Linked DNA regions of Homo sapiens: region 1 is linked to region 2. The links are chromatin contacts, found by Hi-C or POLR2A ChIA-PET in ENCODE. All regions are on one chromosome and are shown on one strand. Each heading gives the region's core, a stretch centred on a gene start or an enhancer-like site at or near the end of the contact. The rest is flanking DNA. Distances are from core to core; before and after follow the strand shown.

The links. Hi-C counts contacts between places; a loop is a spot of excess contacts on that map. ChIA-PET counts read pairs that join two places held with the same protein, here RNA polymerase II (POLR2A).
Region 1: a loop to region 2 is called in a map of PC-3, with 15 times the contacts of the local background. The contact joins the promoter of CGAS here to the enhancer-like site in region 2. A Hi-C loop is called at or near these places in 1 of 168 maps with a recorded cell type or tissue (PC-3). POLR2A ChIA-PET finds 5 or more read pairs at or near these places in 2 of 52 experiments (Caco-2 and K562).

Annotation. Positions count from the first base shown.
Region 1 is chr6:73,449,503-73,453,821 of GRCh38, forward strand. CGAS (cyclic GMP-AMP synthase) reads right to left here and starts at 2,795. Exons shown (of 5, transcript NM_138441.3): 1 at 2,023-2,795. The coding sequence starts at 2,679. RefSeq lists a silencer at 2,217-2,426 and an enhancer at 2,597-3,076.
Region 2 is chr6:72,551,616-72,555,646 of GRCh38, forward strand. No RefSeq gene overlaps it. Among named protein-coding and RNA genes, the nearest start is that of KCNQ5, 68 kb to the right of the region's middle. Within about 2 kb of position 2,021, at least 3 of the 41 ENCODE cell types and tissues checked have a DNase peak (open chromatin) inside an H3K27ac peak, as active enhancers do; they include PC-3, where a contact is called at or near this core.

The DNA of each region.
Region 1 (4,319 bases), core at 1,545-4,044, 900 kb after region 2:
ACACACAAAGTGGTTCTGAATGGAGACTGTCTTCTGAATGTCTTGTTCTCTAATTCTAACTAGTAACTTTCTTTTTCCTTTGGACCCGCCATATACAGTAATTGAACTGAATTGATACTTACATAATAAGAATCATGCTCAATCAGAGACATATCTGATGCTGAAAAGTAAATTAGTTAATTAAAAAGAATCATGCTCAAGACACAGTCTGGGCTGGGTGCCGTGGCTCAAGCCTGTAATCCCAGCACTTAGGGAGGCCGAGGCAGGTGGATCATCTGAGGTCAGAGTTCGAGACCAGCCTGGCCAACATGGTGAAACCCCGTCTCTACTAAAAATACATAAATTAGCCGGGAGTGGGGGCAGGCACCTGTAATCCCTGCTATTTGGAAGGCTGAAGCAGGAGAATCGCTTGAACCTGGAAGCCGGAGGTTGCAGCGAAACCTAGATGGCACCACTGCACTACAGCCTGGGCAACAAGAGTGAAACTCCATCAAAAAAAGAAGAAAGAAGAAAGAAAAGAAAGAAAGAACAAAATAAAGAGAGAGAGAGAGAGAGGAAGAGAGGGAGGGAGGAAAAGAGAGAGACAGAGAGATAGAGAGAAGAGAAGAGAAGAGAAAAAAGAAGAGAAAAGAAGCCGGGTGTGGTGGCTCACGCCTGTAATCCCAGCACTTTGGGAGGCTGAGGCTGGCAGATCACCTGAGGTCGGGAGTTCTAGACCAGCCTGACCAACATGGAGAAAGCCCGTCTCTACTAAAAATACAAAATTAGCCAGGGTGGAGGCTCATGCTTGTAATCCCATCTACTCAGGAGGCTGAGACAGGAGAATCGCTTGAACCTGGGAGGTGGAGGTTGAGGTGAGCTGAGATCGCGCCATTGCACTCCAGCCTGGGTAACAAGAGCGAAACTCCGTCTCAAAAAAAAAAAAAAGAAAGAAAGAAAGAAAAAGAAAAAGAAACAAATCTCTTGCTGGGCAAGAAACACGCTCCAGTCAGGAACCTGCTTCTAAACTTTCAATTTACACAGGAATGATTAATGACTCAATCACCCACAAGCAAATGGAGCTGTGTAATACACACGTCGAAGCAATTATACGGAATGTGTATCTAGAAAGCGTTTTAGTATCTGTAGGAGATATTCTTATTTGTTTGTTTAACATTATACTGTAAGCTTCCCATGATTTCTGTGTAAGAAACTGGGGACAGACGGCCGGGCGCGGTAGCTCACGCCTGTAATCCCAGCACTTTGAGAGGCCGAGACGAGCGAATCAAGAGGTCAGGAGATCGAGACCATCCTGGCTAACACGGTGAAACACCGTCTCTACTAAAAATACAAAAAAAATTAGCCGGGCATGGTGGCGGGCGCCTGTAGTCCCAGCTACTCGGGAAGCTGAGGCAGGAGAATGGCGTGAACCCGGGAGGCGGAGCTTGCAGTGAGCCGAGATAGCGCCACTGCACTCCAGCCTGGGGGACGCAGCGAGACTCCGCCTCAAAAAAAAAAAAAAAGAAAAGAAAAGAAAAAAGAAAAAAAAGAAATTGGGGTCAGACGGGATAGCAGGAGAGGGGGCAGGGAGGAAGAGGGGGAGAGAAACTGAAGATCTTTTTTTCTATGGAGTAAGAGGTCTTCCTCATAGGAAAAAGTCTACGTGGAATTTTTAACAGACCACTTCAAATTATCCAAGTCAATATCTGACTCGGGACCTCAGGTCCACACCATCAAACACTGCCCTGTTACGGAAACTCGATACATGTCGGCTTGCATGAATGAACCCATACATTTGAATTCCCCCGGGAGCAGTGTCTTGAAATTAGCCAGCAATCAGTACCGGTTGGTTGTCTGATCGTTGGATGTGTAGATGAATAAACGAACGGTTTGTCGTTTTACTTAGACTAGGCTACCGAAAAACATGCAAAAGTCTAAGTTACTTCCGAAGGGAAGTGAGGGGCGCGACCCGGGGAAGGTAGGGACTGCGGATTGCGGAAGGCCGAGCAGCGGGGCTCGGCGGGAGGGCGCCAAGCAGCTCACCTTCACGTGCTCATAGTAGCTCCCGGTGTTCAGCAGCCCGACGCCTCTGAACGCGGAGTCGCACTTCAGTCTGAGCAGCAGGTGGTCCACAACCCCTTTCACCATCCCCGCCGCCGTGGAGATATCATCGCGGCTGAGCTTCAACTTCTCCAAAACCGCCCGGAGCTTCGAGGCCCCAGGCGCCGCATCCCTCCGTACGAGAATGGGGGCCGAGACCGGCAGGCCGGGGCTGGGCACGTCCCAGGGCCCGGGCGGAGGTCTTGGCTTCGTGGAGCAGCGCGCGCCCCTCTGGCGGCAAGAACCAGCCCTGGAAAGAGCCGGCTCCCGAGCCGCAGGAGGCTCCAGCCCCTCTGCCCCAGGGGCGCTGGTGGCGTCAGACGGCTGCGTGTCCTGGGCGCGCTGAGGGGCCTTTTTGGCGCGGGCCCCAGTTGCGCGGACGGGCGGCCTCTCCTGGGTGTCCGGGGCGCTCTTTTTCTGCCGGGATCCCGACTTCCTGGCGGGGCCGAACTTTCCCGCCTTAGGCAGGGCGGCCTCGGGGGCAGCCGGAGACTCGGTGGGATCCATCGGGGCGCCCCTGGCATTCCGTGCGGAAGCCTTGGGGGCAGTGGCTCCGGCCTCGGAAGCTCTCTGCATGGCCTTTCCGTGCCAAGGCTGCATGGCTGGCGCTTTCTGTTCCCCGAAAGAAGAATCCGTTTCAGGAAAAGGCCGCAAGAGGAAGAGCCAGCAGCAGCTGTTGGAAACCAAGCACTACTGGCGGGCACACAAGAGTCTGCGACCCGAAGGGGAACCCCAGGCTGGGAAGTCGCTGGGAGCCACGCCCATGCCGCGAAGAGGCTGGCCGCGGCCTTTCCTGAGGCTACAAAAGTCTCGAAGTTTCTAACTCTCCAGGCAATCCGTGCCCCTGTCTTAAGAAGATGAGGTAGGGCCGGGCGCGGTGGCTCACGCCTGTAACCTCAGCATCCGAGAGGCCGAGGCAGGCGGGTCGCTTGAGCTCAGGAGTTTGAGACCAGCCTGGGCAACCCAGCAAGACCTGGTCTTTCTTATAATTAAATATATGTGTGTGTGTGTGTTGCCTGGGCACACTGACTCACGCCTGTAATCCCAGCAATCTGGGAGACCGAGGTGGGCGGATCACCTGAGGTCAGGAGTTCAAGACCAGCCTGGCCAACAAGGCGAAAGAAACCCCGTCTCTACTAAAAAATACAAATATTAGCTAGGCGTGGTGGCGGGCACCTGTAATCCCAGCTACTCGGGAGGCTGAGGCTGGAGAATCACTTGAACCCGGGAGGCGGAGGTTGCAGTGAGCTGAGACGTGCCACTTCACTCCAGCCTGGGCGACAGAGCGAGACTCTGTCTCAAAAAAGAAAAAGAGGCCAGGCGTGGTGGCTCACGCCTGTAATCTCAGCAGTTTGGGAGGCCGAGGCGGGCGGATCACGAGGCCAAGACATCGAGACCTTCCTGGCCAACATGGTGAAACCCCGTCTCTACTAAAAATACAAAAAATTAGCCGGGCTTGGTGGCGCCTGTAGTCCCATCTACTCGGGAGGCCGAGACAGAGAACTGCTTGAACCCGGGAGGCAGAGGTTGCAGTGAGCCGAGATCGCGCCACTGCACTCCAGCCTGGGCAACAGAAAAAGAGTCCATCACAAAACAAAACAAAACAAAACAAAAACATTGACAGAGAAACTTTTCTCTTTCAAGTGAAAGTTTTTTTAAATTTAATTTTGGTTTGAGTTAGGGGGGCGCAATCTCGGCTCACTGCAACCTCAGCCACCAGGGCTCAAGCGATCCTCCCACCTCAGCATCCTGAGTAGCTGTTACTACAGGTGCGGACACCATGCCCAGCTTTTTCTTTTCTTTTTAATTTTTTTGTATACATGGGGAGGTCTCACTATGTTGCCCAGGCTGGTCTCGAACTCCTAGACTCAAGCGATTCTCCCTCCTCAACCTCCCAAAGTGTTGGGATTGTAGGCATGAGCCACTGTGCCCTGCCACAGAAACTTTTTCTTTTCTTTTTTTTCTTTTTCTTTTCTTTCTTTCTTTCTTTTTTTTTTTTTTTTTTTTTGAGACAGAATTTCGCTCTTGTCACCCAGGCCGAAGTGCAATGGTGCGATCTTGGCTCACTGCAACCTCTGCCTCCTGGGTTCAAGCAATTCTCCTACCTCAGCCTCCCGGGTAGCTGGGATTACAGACGCCCGCCACCACGCCCGGCTAATTTTTCGTATTTTTAGTAGAGACGGGGTTTCGCTATGTTGGCCAGGCTGCTCTCAAACTGCTGACCTCAAGTGATCCACCCG
Region 2 (4,031 bases), core at 771-3,270:
TGACTAACTCAAACCTATAAAATTCTACTGTGTAATTCCCCTTTATCTTGTACTGAAAAGTCCTCTTCCCCCTGCAACCTGAGATACGATTGGAAAATTCAAGCCGTTAGTAAATAGCATGCATTCCTACGTTGGAAAGCAGACCACCTGTGTACACAAAACACCTGGGTATAAAGACTGAAGTCTCCTATTATTGATTCAAAACATGAATATCAATGGCAGAATTCTGGAATATTATCAGATAATATTCTCAAAGGTGCTAATAAACTAAAAACTTCACACAGTGCCCTGTAGATGTTGCTTCAATTTCTCTTCAGGTTTTCTTCTTTTCATTCCTTTATATGCAAAGTTGCTGGATTTAGCAAATAAAAGAGCAAGATGCCCATAACATTTGAATTTCAGATAAATAAAGAATTTTTTAGTATAAGTATGTCCCATGTAATATGTGGGACACAGTTATACTAGAAAATTCTTTGTCATTTATCTGAATTTTAGTCATAACTGGGCATTCTGTGTTTTGTGCTTTTTGTTTGTTTGTTTGTTTTTTGTTTTACTGAGATGGAGTTTTGCTCTTGTTGCCTAGGCTGGAGTGCAATGGCATGATCTTGGCTCACAGCAACCTCCGCCTCCTGGGTTCATGCAATTCTCCTGCCTTAGCCTCCTGAGTAGCTGGGATTATAGGCATGTGCCACCACACCTGGCTAATTATTATTATTATTATTATTATTATTATTTTTAGTAAAGGCAGGGCTTCTCCATATTGGTCAGGCTGGTCTCGAACTCCCGACCTCAGGTGATCTGATCTGCCAGCCTTGGCCTCCCAAAGTGCTGGGATTACAGGTGTGAGCCACCGAGCCCGGCGTTTTTTTTTCCTTTTTGAGGCAGAGTCTTGCTCTGTTGCCCAAACTGGAGTGAAGAGGCATGATCTCGGCTCACTGCAGCCTCCGCCTCTCAGGTTCATGCTTCAGCCTCCCTAGTAGCTAGGACTACAGGTGTGCACCACCATGCCCACCTAAATTTTTGTATTTTTAGTAGAAACAGGTTTTCACCATGTTGCCCAGGCTGGTCTCGAACTTCTGAGCTCAGGCAGTCTGCCCTCCTTGGCCTCTCAGTGTGCTAGGATTACAGGCGTAAGCCACCACACCCGGCCGGGCACTCTGTATTTTACCTGGCAACTCTAGTTATATGCAAATACCTTGGACTATCTCTAAAGATAATCTGGTCTTTGTATGAGTTAACAGATGATTTTTATATATTTGGAGGGGAGAGATATTCAGTTAGTAACCATTCTATAAACTTTACCTCAAGACCTGACATGGAAATTTACCAGACTTGGTTTACCGGGTGGTCCACTGCTAGGAAAACATTTTCTAAAATGGCCAGAAAGCAAATATTTTAGGTGTTTTAGGTCGTGTAGTCTCTGTCACAACTATTCAACTCTTCCTTTGTCATGTGAAAGCAGCCACAGATAGTGTATACATAGGTGGGTGTGGCTATGTTGCAATGAAAGCTTATTTACAGAAACAGCTGTCAGGTTGGATTTGGCACACAGTTTTCCAACCCGTGGCACAATTGAACTGGCACATAGATGACATTCCAGTGTCATTACATGTAACTTATTGGAAAATCAGTCCGACATATTGGATATAACTGGACTCTTCAAAATTATAAAAATAGCAAGGTCATGAAGAGAAATGGAATAAAGCTTTTGCACAAATACTCTGCTGTATCCCTCTGCCACAGTAAGTAGATGAGAATGAACATAGGCTCATTTGGGTTTAAAACATTAATTGGAACTAATTAAATTTTGCACATTGTACTATTTCATAGTTGGTAATACAAAGAGACACTGTTATTCAGCCAAATTATAACTTTTTTGAAAAATTAATGAAAATATTTAAAATTTAAAATGGTGTTGGGGGCTGGCAACTCAGAGATGGAAAATTTAAACGAGATGAATAACACTGAAGAAGGCAAGTAAAAAGGCATCTCGTTACACAAGGGCAGCTGAAAGGCAGACAAATAACAGGATACGGCTGGTAGGATAAATAGAAGGAGACAAGTCTTGAGTAGTTTCCATGACTCATTGCTGAGCCACAGTAACCAGAGAGGCACAGAGACTGATTCAAAATGCATACAGGAAAAGTGAATATGGCATGCAGAAAGAGGAATAAAAAGAGCCAAGAACCAAGAAAGGATGAAATGGAATGATGTCTTAGAGAGATAACTTCCCTGGAGAGACTTCTGGAAAATAGAGACACAGAAATTGGTTTTGTTTATGATCTCTTGCCAGCAGCTTCTTGTTTACAATACAAGGGTTAAGTCAAAGATGACAGGTGTACCTGACAATGACAGGAAAGCATTTTTACAGCAAGAGTGTTTTGCTGTCCTAAGGGTTTAGTCTAATAGAAAGAACTCAGGCATATATTTAAAATCAATCATGTGTCTGACAGCCAACGATGCATTTCAGATAATCCATTGGGACAAATGTTTCACTTGCTAAATTTGAGACACACATAAGAGATGCAAAAGCAAATTGAGCGGAAAAAAAAGTCACTTTATTTAATAAGTTTCTTTTTCCCTTTCCATTCATCATCAAAGCCAGAATAAACCTGACACAACGGAAATGACTAAAATGAAGTAAAAAGGTAGTTGTCATTGAATAGTTATCCCCATGGCAATAGGAATAGACTGTGAACACCAAAGAATGAAAGGAATGAATGAATAATGAATGAATAAACACAATATGTATTTTGAGAACTCGGAATCAATCTGATGGTTTTGGGATGTGCCAGAAAAGATACACAAGAGTCATGATATCAGAAATGACCAACATTCTGGCTTTGCTAGAATTTGCTAATTTGTGAGATAAAATTCTTCCCATGTTAGAAGGCAAATTTAGAGGAAATAGCCCAAGATAGCTTTAGCTTTAGCTGCTGCTTTGTTATTATCATGAAAATAGTAGCTGAACTACTCTTAAGATGAGAATTTATACACTGTGATCAAAATAACTTTAAAAAATATCTCCAGCTCCTGTGTGATTCTTTTTGCATATGTCACACTAAAATGTATAAGAAAGTCTTTATTCTGATGAAGTCACTAGATATCATCAAAGGAAAAATTTATCTTGCTGGAGGCATAATAAAAACCTTTATTGAGCACTTCCTAAGTGTCAGGCATGGTGGTGAGTGCTTTGATAGTAGTTTCACAACAACCCTGGGAAGAAGATATTATTAATATCTCTATTTTTATATGGAAAAAACTGAAGCCCAGAAAGGTTAAGTAACTTGCTAAGGAACGCAGCTGAGAATTGGCAGTGCAGGGATTCTACTGCAGGCTGCCTCACCCCAAAGTCTAGGTCTGGATCACAACTCTACATTGTAAGGTTTTCTGCATGCCTGGACTGAAATATTTGGTAATTCACTACCCATGACAACAGTGCCCCCCCTAGACCTCTTTAATTGGCTTTGGTCGTGCAAGAGTCCTTTAAGAGAACTTTCCCGTTCTGGGTTATAAACACTGCCTACCTCTTAACTCATGATGCTGGTTCGTGGCCAGAAAGGTGATTTTAGTGGGTCATCTACCACTACACTGATTTCTAGAGTTGATTCTGTTGTTTTACTGGCTAGGCAGGTGTGTCCTTTCTCCCTCTCTTCAGTCGGCAAGCAGCCCTCCAGAGGCCCATTCTTTGGTCATGGATATTCATAGAAGGCATTCAAGTTTCCTGATTGAATTAATCATAGTGTGATTGACCACTCAGGGCGGTTCTCTCCAATGTATGGTCCTGAAAACTGCAAAGTAGCAACACCTGAGAGCTTGCTAGAAAGGCAGCTTCTCAGGCCCCACCCCAGACATACAATATCAGTGTCTTTGGAGTGGGGGGCCTAGAAATCTGCATTTTATCAAAATCCCAAAGCAAGTTGCAAATATATTAAAGTTTGAGAGGCATCAACTTAGGGGACTCCCTATGACTATCACTTTTCCTCATATTTAGAAGATTCATAGCTCTGTATATGGGGAGTCTTTCGGAC